Linked DNA regions of Mus musculus: region 1 is linked to region 2. The links are chromatin contacts, found by Hi-C or POLR2A ChIA-PET in ENCODE. All regions are on one chromosome and are shown on one strand. Each heading gives the region's core, a stretch centred on a gene start or an enhancer-like site at or near the end of the contact. The rest is flanking DNA. Distances are from core to core; before and after follow the strand shown. Region 1 holds the start of 1700039I01Rik (a long non-coding RNA gene). Region 2 holds the start of Gpr1 (G protein-coupled receptor 1).

The links. Hi-C counts contacts between places; a loop is a spot of excess contacts on that map. ChIA-PET counts read pairs that join two places held with the same protein, here RNA polymerase II (POLR2A).
Region 1: a map of left cerebral cortex shows a loop between it and region 2 (1.9-fold over the local background). The contact joins the promoter of 1700039I01Rik here to the promoter of Gpr1 in region 2. A Hi-C loop is called at or near these places in 1 of 37 maps with a recorded cell type or tissue (left cerebral cortex). POLR2A ChIA-PET finds 5 or more read pairs at or near these places in 3 of 5 experiments (Patski and embryonic stem cell).

What each region holds. Positions count from the first base shown.
Region 1 is chr1:63,251,745-63,259,028 of GRCm38, reverse strand. It overlaps 1700039I01Rik (a long non-coding RNA gene), which reads left to right and starts at 5,833. Exons shown (of 3, transcript XR_373460.3): 1 at 5,833-6,543. It also overlaps a transcript of Zdbf2 not described here.
Region 2 is chr1:63,212,501-63,219,224 of GRCm38, reverse strand. Gpr1 (G protein-coupled receptor 1) reads left to right here and starts at 4,944. Exons shown (of 3, transcript NM_146250.2): 1 at 4,944-5,061. It also overlaps a transcript of Zdbf2 not described here.

The DNA.
Region 1 (7,284 bases), core at 4,584-7,083, 39 kb before region 2:
TTTGCCCTTAAACTCTGCTTTAATTGCACTAAAGATGTAAGTTGAGTTGGAGAGATGTCTCAGTGGTTAAGAACACTGGCTGTTCTTCCAGAGGTTCCAGGTTCATATTTCCAGCACCCAAGTGGCAGGTCACGACGGTAACTCCAGCTCCAGGGGATCCTACACCCTCACACAGACATATATGCAGGCAAAACACCAATGCACATAAAATAAAATAAAATGTTAAAAAATATTTCAGTCAACTATTGCAAAACCTCTCTTCTTAGTGTATAAATGACACAGGTACCAGGCCACAGCAGATGGTTCTGAAGACAGAGCCCTGCTTTTCCCCAGCAGCACATCAGCCAGAGACTCTCCCCAACCAACAGCTCCCCAGAGCTCCCAATTGCCTCTAACCTGGCTTTGCCAAACAACTCCATAGCTTTTCTTTACAGCCATCTTGCTTCAGCTGGGGACAATCAGTGCTGTGAGCTGCTGTCATCTGGACATGACATGGATGCTGCACACATGAACTACAAGACACAAAAGTGTAATTTTTACACTGAGCCAGCAAGCAGGCATGGTGGCAGTCATCTTCAGTCCCAGCACTGAGAGGCAGAGGCAAGTGGGTCTCTGTGAGTTCTAGATGAGCTTAGTCTACAAAGAGTTCCAGGACAGCCAGTGCTACATTTATTTGAAAAACCAAAATAAATTAATAATAATAATAATTACTACTATAATAATAATAAATAAAATGAGCCAGCAAGGTATTTCAGAAGGTAGAGAAAGGCACTGATGATTTGAGTCCTATCTCCAGAACCCACCCGTGGAGTGAAAGGACAGCCCCATTGCCCTGAGTTGTCCTCTAACTTCCGCAAGTGCACGGGGTACCTATGCACATACTCGTCTCTCTTTGTGTGTTGTGTGTGTGTGTATGTGTGTGTGTGTACACATAATAAACAAACAAATGTAATTTAAAACATTTTTGTAAGGCAAGAGCTAAGTATACTACTCCTGGCAACATACCCAGAGAAACACATACACACACACACACACACAGAGAGAGAGAGAGAGAGAGAGAGAGAGAGAGAGAGAGAGAGAGAGATTTATCAAAGCATTATCAATAAGAGCAAAATAGGTAAACAAAATGGGATATGAAAACATGATAGAACATTTATTACTCAGATATAAACAAATCATGCTGTCTACAGGAAAACGCTTGGAATTAGAGATCGTCATATTAAGAAAACTGCAGCAGACAAAAAAATGCAAGGAAAGAAATTATTAGGAACAAAGGGGAAATAACTAAGCTAAACTAACCAAGAACAAAATCTCCTTGCAGAAGCGGGGTAGGGAGAAAATGCCAGCCAAGCGGTGATGGAGCAGGCTTTTGGTTCCAGAGCTCAGGACGATGCGGAGGCAGCCAGGGTGATACAGTGAGATCCTGTCTAAAGATAATAAGTTTTTAAAAGTGAACCACCCATATCGGGGAGGCTGAAGAGAAGAGGCCAAGGCCAATTCCTACTGTGCACCCTATCTCTGCCTGAGCTCACTCGCCATCTGTAGAATTCTGACGGCCTCCCTGCCCCCAGCCCCTGGTGCTGAGAACTGAACCCGGGGTCTTCTGCACATGCCAGGCAAGTCTTCCACCACTGACAGAGCTGTAGGTCCCTAGCTTCTAAATGAATATTTTAAAAACTGTTTCATATATGCTCTGAAAACACTTTGTAGGTGAAAGAAGTCTTACTTCACTCCATTTTCAAGTTCATGATGGTTTTTTGTTTGTTTGCTTGCTTGCTTGCTGGTTTTTTCCTTTAAAACGAAATCATTTGCTGTTTTGAACAAACAGAAAGTAAGAGTACGGTAACAGTGTCTTGTGTGCTTAGCATTCTCTGAGCTGTTCGAGGAGAGCTGCAAGTGGATTTTATATCCCCTGCTACAAAGCTGCGATCGACGGTTACTTTCACCTTTCAGTCTCAGCTGAGCCTTTTGTGCAATTGCCAGATGTCCCAGTCTCTCAAGGTGACAGATACAGTCCACTGCCTTATGCAGCCTCATCCTGGTACCACCTCCCTAGGAGACAGCTGGGTAAAACCTACCTGACTTACCAATTGACCCCCAGGTCCCTTATAGAGAGTTCAGACCACTGAATCATTCTGGCCACCTCTGTCACAGAACCTCAATGGAACTCATGCTGCCTGACCCAAGCCCCCAAGTAGCTCTCCCCATGGAACCCTGCTGGGCTAACACCCTGCCCTTCCTCCCGGTCCCCTCCCATTGTGTGTGCCTCTGGTCTGGGCAATTTCCCCTACCCACTGGCTTTGGAGACCCCATCTTCTCTGGGATTTGTAATTATCTCAGTGATTTGTTGTCCCCTGCGCTTTGTTCTCCTGCCTCCTCCCTTCTTACCTGACCTGCACCCCCTCTCTTACCAGTAGGGCTCTCCTAGACATTAGCTGTCTCTCTAGAAATAAACTGGATAAAAACCAGACAGTAACCACGGGTGTGTCCTAGTAAGACACCCACAGAGGTGATGATAAGCCTTGGAATGGGGTTTTAGGTTGGAAGAGAGAGCAATGTTCATTCAGCAGAGACTGGGCTTCATACTTTAAATTTTCATCTTTTCCTGGATTAGCAATATAACAAACACTTCAGATACCAGGCAGAGCAGCAAGCCACAGCTCTCAGCCAGCCACGTAATCACCAGGAGAAAAAAAAATGGTACTCTGCTGCGCAGTGTTGCTAAGCAACAATGTGCAGTAGCTTAGGCGTATTCAATCTGTTTTCAATTTAAGATGTGTTCATCTTACAATGTGTTTATCAAGGTGTCACCTCATTATAAATAAAGGCTCATCTGCAAAAGTAAGTTCCCCCTGTGTAGAACGCCTGGTCACTGGTCTGACACTTAACCATTATGAAGCCAGGCCATAGAGGTGTCTAGAGAAAGGCTCATAGATTTGCTCCACGACTAGCTCCAAATCTTGTCAGCCCAAAGCTGAGTCCTGCTTCCTGCCACAAGGAAATTAGAGGAAGACAGGATAACAGTGTAAAAAGAGAGTTGCAAACAGGAGAGTCAAAGCATTGTGGCGGTCTGCACTTGCCCTGGATGTTAGCTCTTCTACACTCACATAAACGAAGGAAAGCCCAGAAACTGCACTGGGACACTCAGGGCTCTGTCACTGAGGGGCTGTAGCTCTTTCATGCTGCATAGCATAGTGTCCCAGCCACATCTCTGTCCACCCTCAAGTATTCTGTTGCCAGTGTCATCATGAATCTTCCCATTGGGAGGAAAATGACATCTCTGTTCTGACAGGAACGGACAGACCGACCATAGAGAGGAAGGACTGATGGCAAGGGCTCCCCCTCCCCCTTCCCAACAGAGAGCTGACCAGGTGGGATCTAATTGTCGGGTCAAGGGCTGAGGTATACAGGAAATTAATTCCCATAGCGAGGGAACAGGGAGCAAGTCCCTGAACCCATTGAGTGAGGAGTTACTGCAGGACCATCCCTAGCCTATATTCTCTGTGGGGAATAAGCTCACAGCCAGCAATGAATGGCATCACCGTGGGACAATAGGTATGAAGATTGTGGTGTCTATTTGGCGCCTTCTTTCTCTTTGTCCCTCTGACCCTAATGAGGAGACCTTAGAGCAGGAAGCAGCTGGTTAGGAACAGGGACAGTCAGAATTGGAAATGGAGGCTGTGGCTCACAGCAGGGAATAGTTGATACTATCAGGAGCTTGGCAAATGTCCAGTGTGAGGGGAAATATACTGTAGCTGCCTAGAAATAAGCCATTCCAAAGACTTTTGAGGGAAAAAAATAGTGGCTCCTGGATAGCCAGGGCTATACAGAGAAACCTTGTCTGGAAAAAACAAACACAACAACGACAGACAGGCGTGCTAAGATGGGGTGGTAAGCCTAGCTTATTATTCACAAAGCCCACTATTATTGATCCCCAGTGCTACACCTACAAAGGGGAGGAGGAGAGATTATCTTGTAGTTGGGGGCTTTCAAGAAAAAAAGCCTCTGGTTGGGACACCAGGTCTGTATCCATCCTTTGTTCCTGCCTGACTAAAGAAAAATAAGGAAGATTGAGGTTTCTGGTGGATAAAAGTCTAAAACAAAACAAAACAAAACAAAATGTTGGTCAGGCAAAACCAAATGTGCAAGAATACATATTTATAGAACAAAAGCGTACAAATCATAATTCTGCAAGTGAAGTGTGCTGAACGTTTTACATTGTATCCTTCCTGTGTGATTTGATGAACTATTTCCTGAGGAAAACAGCTCGTGCTCCTGGGGCTCCCTCACAGCTTTGGTCCTGAGTGTCCAGCTTTCCTAACAAGTTTGTGTTAGCATCTATGTACTGAAAACCTGAGCATGTGGCTTATGTGATGGTAACACTGAGTTGTGAACTCAAGGCTTACTGATATTTGAAGATCTTAATTGTGCCTCCAACTTTTAGCCTAGAAAGACACTGGAATCTGTTCATAAAACAATATGGGGAACTAGAAAGATGGTGCAGCAGTTAAGAGCACTGACTGCTCTTCCAGAGGTCCTGAGTTCAAATCCCAGCAACCACATGGTGGTTCACAACCATCTGTAAAGGGATCTGATGCCCTCTTCTAGTGTGTCTAAAGACAGTGACAGCCTACTTATATACATAACAAACAATTCTTTTTAAAAAATATTACGGGGCTGGTGAGATGGCTCAGTGGGTAAGAGCACCCGACTGCTCTTCCGAAGGTCCAGAGTTCAAATCCCAGCAACCACATGGTGGCTCACAACCATCCGTAACAAGATCTGACTCCGTCTTCTGGTGTGTCTGAAGACAGCTACAGTGTACTTACATATAATAATAAATAAAAATCTTTAAAAAAAAAATAAAAAATAAAAAAATAAAAAATATTACGACTGACTGGACAGATGGTGTTAAAAGCACTAACTGCTTTTGGAGAGGACCCATAGTTCCCAGCACCCAAATGATTGTTCACAACCATCCTTTTTGTTTTGTTTTGGGGTATTTTGTGTTTTTGTTTGTTTGTTTTTGTTTTTATTTTTCTAAGACAACACAGAGTTTCTCAATGTAGCCCAGGTTGCCCTGGAACTTGCTCTGTAGACCACGCTAGCCTCAGACTCTAAGGTCTGCCTGCTTCTGCCTCTGGAGTGCTGGGATTAAAAGTATGTGCCCACTTCGGCCAGCTAGACTTCCAAACTCTAATTCCAGGGATCTGACACCATTTTCTAATATCTGTGAGCCTCAGGCATGGACATGGTGCACATTATACACACACACACACACACATACAGGAAAAGCATTCACACAATAATTTGTAAAATAAAATAAAAATTTAAAAAGGAATAACGACTATATAGCTGTTTAATTTTCTGTGAAGGGCTGGAAAGATGGTAGTGTAGGTAAGAGCACTTGGTAGAAGCCTAACAACCTAAGTTTGCTCCCCAGAACTCACGGAAAGGTGGAAAAAAGTGCCCCCCCACACACACAGAGAGAGAGGGGGGGGGATTTAAATAAGCCTTCACTGAAGTATGTAAAGAACTGTGGGCAGACTGAGGCTCCAGCAAGGTTTCAAACGGCTGTAGCCAGAGCATCCAAGACAAGAGGATGGAAGGTTTTCAAGAAAACCGTGAACTGAAGACCAAGCTGCAGCAAAATAAAAACAAAACAAAAAACTACGCTCCAAGCCCTACACACAGGGTGTGTTGTGTGTACAAATTAAAATGTGTACAAATCCTTAACACAACCAAAGGAAATTAGACTGCGCAAAAAATAGGAGCAGCAAGTCGTGCAGGATAGTGGAGAGATGAGACCGAAACACACCGACAGTAAGCAAGGCAGCCACTACAGACATCTGTGTGGCAGGTCCTGCAAACAAAGAACCTCACAAAAGGACAGACACAGCTGCTGGCAGGACAAGACGCCCGCCCGGGGAAGCACTAAAGGAGCGGAGGGCCACTCATAGATGAGAAAGGTTTCCAAGGACTGGGGGATGGGAAGGGAGCTCCAGGTCACGGAGGTTCAGATTTACAAGAAAAGATAGTTCTCAGCATCTACCACACAGTGTGACTGTGCCCCACGCTATGAACTATCCTTGAAAGAAGCAAGCCTGTTAACTTCGACATTACTGGTGTGCACTACCGTGCTTTAAAATCTTGGCAGAAAATAAGGCCAGACGGCAGCCCTGCTTATTACCTCGTTTTGCCCTTTTAATCCACAGGACGTACAATGAAGATTCTAGAGTGTTCCTGCAAGCACCTGCTCTTCTCAAACCCTGGGTCGCTCTGTGTGATCTTGTGGGACTTGAGCCACCTGCATTCTTACAATCAAATCTTGAAGACGATCTTTCTCCTTCTCAGTCACTTTCATATTTTACCATAGCTCAGCTGAGTCTGGGGGACATGATTAGATTGGCTCGGTAATGGAGTGGTTTGGACCCCACTAAGTGATGATCGATCTGCCTGCTGCTCTGGTGCTGTGCCGTGGACATCAGCTCTAACCAAGAAGACACCGCTAGTGGGAGCACGCTTCCTGCTGATGGCCGCTATGTGAGTATCCTCTCTCTTTTTTGTCGGAATTGCGGCGTACATCAAACTTGGGAAACCGGGGAGCTGAGTTCTTCTTGAGCTGAGTAAGAGTCGTGACAAAGATATAAAAACTGTCACTGGTACAACAAAACTGTAGTGCACGGTACCCCAAAAGAGTCCAAGATGAGAACCCTAAGGGATAGGACATTTGGAGAGTTCCAAGACAAGTTGACTGGGATGTTTAGAGTCCCCCAAACACATATCATTCCCCAAAGAGTTCCAACTAAAAGCTGGAGGTCTATGGGAGCCCAAAGTGTTTGAGGGGAGAGGTCTATCACATATACTCTCACCAAGAGTCCAGGCTTCATTGAGACTGGCAATCAACACAGCAGTGTACCTAGCCCAAGAACACCACCCCCCCCCAAAAAAAAAAACACAGTTACTAGGGTAAAAGATTGACTGCTAACCCTAGATCTCTAATCACACCAAATCCTAACCTCATCTGGGGACGGGGCATAGGAGCTGTGGTCCCCTTCCACATGGCTCATCCTGTGTCTCACCTGCAGTTGTCTATTCCCAAATTTCATCCTTTATCTCTATCTACCATACTAAACTACTAATTCAATAAGTAAATCGGTTTCTCCAATTTTCTGAATGGATACAACAATCTGGTGAATGAAACGAAGGCAAAATCACCTCTGAGATCTCTTGACGATGTAACTCTGCACAGAGGCTTACAGCAGTAATTGTGTGTCCCAGTTC
Region 2 (6,724 bases), core at 3,695-6,194:
CCAGCCTAGAGGCTGGACTGTCCTTTCCCCAGAGGGTCTTCCCTAGGGGAATCCTGATGTTTTGGTCTCCCTGATCTCTCCTTGTCTCCTTCTCTCCCTGCACGAGCTCTTTCTCTTATGATTCCCCTTTGTCTCCCATCTGTCTCAACTTCCCTCCTTCCTTGGGGCCAGTGAACTCACCTGAGAGCAGCCTCCTAATAAACCTGAATTTAATAGAATCTAATCTGATGGAGAAAGCGCCTATCACCAAGTATAGGGACCGACAGGCACACGTGCCTCATGTGATGATAGGAAACAGACCTGGGGGACTCCAGTATGCTAGGCAGGCGCTCGCCAAACTGAGCTACATCCCAACTGTACCTTTGGGACGTCAGACAGCAAAGGCCAAGTCTCATTCCCTGTGTCACTTTGATAGTCCCTATGACAACTGGAGCAAGTCATTTATTATCACTTCTTGGAATAAAACCCAATGTATGGGGGCGGGGGTTGCTTGAGAGTTGGTTTAGTGGTTAAGAACATTTATTGCTCTTGTGGAAAACCCAGATTTGGTTCCCAGCACCCTCACAGTGACTTACAACCATCTGTCACTCAGTTCTAGAGGATCCAATGCCACCTCTGTTCTCTGCAAGCTCGCATGTGGTGCGCATACATACATACATGTAGGCAAAAACACTCCTACATGTAAAATAAATATTTTAAAATTGTCTTTTAAAAAATATAGACGTTTTCCCCTCTGAGTTTCAGCTACATATGATTATGATAGGAAATAAAATTTAAAATCAATAACATACATCTATAATAAAAAGAGAAAGGGAGAAGAGACTAGTATTTCTTAAGTAATTCGCTGCTGCTGCTGTTGTTATTGTTTTGAAAAGGGGTCTAATTATGTAGTCCTGGAAGACATAGAACTAAGTAGGCAGACCATGCAGACGGAGCTGGCCACACTCTCACAGAGATCTACTTGCCTTTGCCTCTCAACGGCTAGAATTAGAGGCAGGTGTGTGCTCTCATGCCTGGCTTGTTTTTTTTTTTTTTTTGTCCTTTTGTTTATTTTTGAGACAGTGCTTTGCAATCCAGTGCACGCTGGCCTCAATCTCTTGGTTCTCCTGGCTTTTTAAAAATGTTTCTGTCCCTTCCTTCTACTGCTGCAGGGTGAGTATGCAGGCGGTCGCTCCACCTCTGAATCCATCCCCCTGCTTTCTAACTAATGACTTACCCATGGATCCCTCGGTTACAGAAGCACAGTAATATTTTATGCTAATAACTTTCCTGAAATCAATAACTGGATTTTAAGAAAACTGAAATATCTGCAGAAGGTACAGTTTAGGCAGCCACTAAATCATGAGTTGCTATTATTACTTCGTTGTAGTTTTGTTGTAATTCAATGCTGGCAATTGGCCACTAGGTTTTTTTGTTTTGTTTTGTTTTTAATTTTTAAAAAATTCACACTTATTTATTTATGGTGTGTGGGGATCAGAGGACAACTTCCTGGGGCTGGTGGTTATCATCACGTTTGACAGGAGGTGCCTTAACCCCTAAGCCATCCTGCTGGTCCTATTTTATGTTTTGATTCAGACTTTAGTTTTTACTCCTAGAAAAAAGTCCAAATAACTGGGTAGTGGTGGTGTATACATTTAATCCCACCACTCTACAGGTAGAGAGGCAGGCAGATCTCTGAGTTCAAGGCCAGCCTGTTCTACAGAGTGAGTTATAGGACAGCCAGGCTACACAGAGAAACCCCTGTCTGGAAAAATCAAACAAACAAAAGTCCAAATTTAGAGAAAATAAAATGTTTATCTATGGATCAAGACAACTAACAAAGAGAAATTAGTGGATCCTGTACCCAGTCCTGAACTTAACCTGTGCTGATCCTGCAGCCAACCCTGAGCCCAACATGCACCCCTGCCTCTTCTTACTATTTTAAATTTTAAAACAAACAAACAAACAAACAAACAAACAAAGTCAGAGCTAGAGTGACAGCCCAGGTACAAGGACCTCAGTTTGGAACCCTGACACCCAGTAAACAGCCAGACCCAGCATATATTACCTATAACCCAGTAACAATGGGAGCAGGATAAAATTAGCCAGGCAGAATAGGGACCCCAAAATGCCATTTCTGAAAACATCTTCCAGGAGGCCAGGAACCCAGAGGGCAGTTCTGGTCCCTCGTTTCTTCCCGTAAGGCTCTGAGTGAACCTGTGAGGGATTCTGAGGCGTCCACTGGTCCAGGGGGCCAGGTAGACAGACTAGTCCAACCCCTCTCCACACCTCACTCACCCATTACCGGCCTAAGTCCTTTTAAAAGCCTCAGACTAAGTTCAAACTGTTTCCCATTTTCAGGGACCAGTCCCTGCTAGAGTGAGCTCTGCTTTCTCTTAACCTTCCCCCTACTAATCACTCTGACTCCTGAACTAAAGCCCATCTGAGTTGAGAGAAAGGCCTCCATCAAACTTAAAGACACCACATCACCAGCACTGGGAAGACAGAGATAACCCCTGTAGATAGCTCAATCTGTGAGCCCCAGGTTCAGGAAGAGACCTGGCTTTAAAATAAAATGGAAGCCGGACGGTGGTGGTGCACACCTTTAATCCCAGCACTTGGGAGGCAGAGGCAGGCGGATTTCTGAGTTCGAGGCCAGCCTGGTCTACAAAGTGAGTTCCAGGACAGCCAGGGCTATTCAGAGAAACCCTGTCTCAAAAATAAATAAATAAAATAAAATGGAGGCTGGGCATGGTGCTGTACACCTTTAATCCCAGCAGTGGGTAGACAGAGGTCAATGAATCTGTGAGTTCAAGGCCATCCTTGTCTACAGAGTGAGCTCCAAGCCAGCCAAGGCTACTATAGAGAGACCCTGAAATGATCGTGACCATCGCACGGCTTCAGAAGGACCACACCAGGTCAAATAATCCCACAGGAGGTTTACTGGGAGACAGAGGGGCAAGGTAGCAGTGGAAAGAGAATGGGGAAAAAGAGGGGGGGGAGGGGAGGGGAGGGGAGGGACCGGGAGGCCTTTCTTTTGATATATAGATGATGACGTAATCACACAGGTAAAGGTGGACGGTGATCCAAGTGGGTTCTGGAAATATGGTGGCTGTTGCCTTGGCAACAGGTGTGCAGGATCCACCTATATGATGTCATGGGTTTCAGAGGTCCTGATACCAACAGACCCTGTCTCAAAAACCAAAATTAATGAACAAATGAGGGCTGGGAAGATAGCTCAGTGGTCAAGCATTTGCTGTGCACATAGTAGGACCCAGCATCCACATTAAGCTAGGAGGGTGTAGGGGGCCCATCTGTGCTCATCATGTACCAGAGCCAGAGAACTGCTAATTCCTGGAGCAAGTAGCTAGCCAGAGTAGCCAAAAAGGCATAGAGACCTTGCCTCAAAATAAAAGGTAGAAAGCAATCAACGAAAGCACCTAACATCAACCTTGGGCCTCTCATGTACTCTCATGCACACATCCAGGCCATGTACAACACACACATATGCAGAAGAAAAAAAAATCAATGGCAGCTGTGGAATATCACCACACACTAGCTAGCTCCGTACCTAGGGGGATAAAGCAGGATCACTGCAAACTCAAAGCTAGCCTGGGCTACACAAGAGGTTTCAAAAAAACCTGACTGATATAGATGGATGGATAATAGATAGGCAGATAGGGACTGGAGAGATGGCTCAGCGGTTAAGAGCACTGACTGCTCTTCCAAAGGTCCTGAGTTCAAATCCCAGCAACCACATGGTGGCTCACAACCATCTATAACAAGTTCTGATTCCCTCCCTCTTCTGGAGTGTAGACAGCTACAGTGTACTTACATATAATAAATAAATAAATCTTTAAAAAAATAGATAGGCAGATAGATGCATACATACATACATACATACATACATACATACATACATGTAGAATTAAAGCTCAGAGTGACCACATCAATAGTGTAGAATTTAAACAATAAAAGTGCTGATGTGTGACAAGAGCAGAAGGCTTTCTGGGTCCTGCTTTCAGTAGAGTGTGCTGAGGGTGGACGGCTTCTGATACTTCTCTGACACGTGACTGCTCCATAGCTAAGCTCCTGGGGCTTGTTTTGTGAACTTCATCACCCTTTACAGTGTGTTCAGGTTTTACGAGGGGAACATTGGGGATATGCCTTTCCTGTTTTTATAAACCAAGGTGGGTCTCCAATTCCGGGTCATCTTCCCTCAAGAACTGAAATTACAGGCTTGTTTGTGTTAAACTCTGTTGTTTTCGTACTCTGAAGAATTCAGCAGGAAGAGCGTCGGGGAAGGATGCAGGGTGGAGACAGCAAACTGCTATCCAAGAGTGAGCAGGGTAGGACAGAGACGTGCCTGAGGGCAATGTCTTGTCGAAAAATGAGAGCTGTCACAATTAGCCACCACCTACTGCATCCTCACAGGGACTCTAGCCTGGTGTACCCAGACAAGCTAATTCGTTTCATGAGGAATCAATAATCTAAGTGGCCATTAAAGCTGTCTTGATTTTTTTAATGTTGGGAGTAAATTCAAATTGTAAAAACTACAGTGTAACTAGAATGCAGCGGCTGTGACATGTCCCCAGGCTGCCAATTTTCCCAATGAGAAATGCTCAACCTGCTAAACTAGCCCCACCAGAGGCTGAGCAAATGTGCTTCATTCGAGTCCTTCTTTCCTAAAACGTTATGTTTTGGAAAACTCCAGATACGCTGACATCATATTTATAATTATGAGCGTTTAATGAGAAAAGTAGCATCATTTGAGTAGGTAGTTGGGAAGGGCCTGACTTTCTGAAACAAGGCCAGGGATACTGTCACCTAACTGGAGTATAACAGATTTTTTTAGCTACAGGCAAAACACATTTTCTTTCCCAGGGCAGTTGAGTTAGAAGATTAGCCTCCCTTGCTTACTAAGAGAGGAAATACTTCTTCCTCTACTCAGGGCAGCTGTAACCAGTTCTCCCAGAGAAATCATTAAACCTGAAGGATCCTAGCACAGAGCCCAGAAGACGTGGCCGCCCTTCTTCCAGTCTCCCAGCTTCCCCGCTGATTCAGCGCAGGCACCTTTCGGGGGTAAGTGTTTGTTTGCTCGTTCCCCCCACCCCCACGCCAAAGCTTCACCCAATCCTCCCTACCACTCCCAGGCAAGTGAGTCAGACAGACCGTAGGTAAGAAAATCAATGTAAATCCTTTTATCTAGATCTCATTTGAATTGGCATTTGGCTTATTGTGAAGGCTTATTCAAATTAGAGAGAAAATAGAAGCTGCTCCCTACATTTCCGAAGGGAATCAGAGCCTGGTGTGTCTCGGAGAAAAAGATGGAGAGGTTGTCTTCTAGCCACCACCCTCCCCCCTACCCCCACCCCACCCCACCCCGCCATCCTCCAGGCTCGGTTCCTCTAGGGAATAATGAAAATTAAAAGCAAGAATTTAGACAAGGCTTTGTCCTAGGTGGCCTTTAAGAATTCTTGGTTTAACTGGAATAAAAATGACGCTATAAGGCAGGGCTGCATGGCTTCCCCACGCAAACCCCTAGGGCCACTAGATCTGTGTCTGTGACTCCATTTCCATCATGGGAAGATTTGCACGCTTCCAGCCTCACCGTGCAATCAAATAAAGACCCGAACCCTCATCCAGCCCTGTTTGCCACGAAGCAGTGGATCCATGAAAGGGTCCTTACATATGCGGTCGTTAGCACCCTGAATAACCGGAAAGAACGAAAAGGTGAGTCCCTTACTCACAATCAACTCCTTTGTGAGAAAATGCCCCTTAGACTGTTTTTCTTTTTTCTTTCAAACAACTACAGTATAGTTCGGTTTGATCACAAACAAAAATTAACATGACCGCCACTTATATTCTCCCAAACATCTATTTCTGAAGCTATCATCAGTACTTGGGAATTTAGAACAAGTAAGCTGCCATTTTAACATCAGGCAAGGAAAGGAAAGAGTCATGACATCCTTGATCATATAAAAAAGATGGAAACTAAGTTGCTAACCCCAATATTTTCCTAGTAGGACATGGGGTAGGAAGAAGAAAATGCCCACTTAAAATCACTGCATTCAATTACTACAAATGCACTTTTTAAAAAGATTTATTTATTTATTTTTATATATATGAGTGCTCTCTCTGCATGTACACCTGCATGCCAAAAGAGGGCATCAGATCACATTAAGGATGGTTGTGAGCCACTGTGTGGTTGCTGGGAACTGAACTCAGGACCTTAGGAAAAGCAACCAGTGAGCTGAGCCATCTCTCCAGCCCCCAAATACACATTTTAAAAAGTATAATATATTCTAATTATCTAAAAGTAAACTTTAAGCATCAATGGAAAAAAAGTTATGTTTATGGGGGGGTCCTCATACCCAAAATAAGAAGATAGGGGTGTTATAGTGTCCCTGAGCCCAGTTGTCCCTAAAGGAAGGTAAGCATACACATATTCCCATGAGACATTCCTTTAACTGCTCTAGCAGATCTTGAAAGTAGTGAAACTGCCCTGAAATCCTTCTGTCTGGTAGAAGCTATTGCTGCCCCTTCCTTCCTCCTACTCAATCAGTTTCATAAGCATCTTTCCAGCAAGGAGAGACACACCCTGACAGGTAAGTCGTTTAAAAGAATGATTCTAGAAATCAGGGTGTTTAGGAATAAACCCCAAAACCCTAGCACTATCAGTAGAAGCTCTCTCTCTCTTTATAAACATTTATCTATTTCTCTCTCTCTCTCTCTCTCTCTCTCT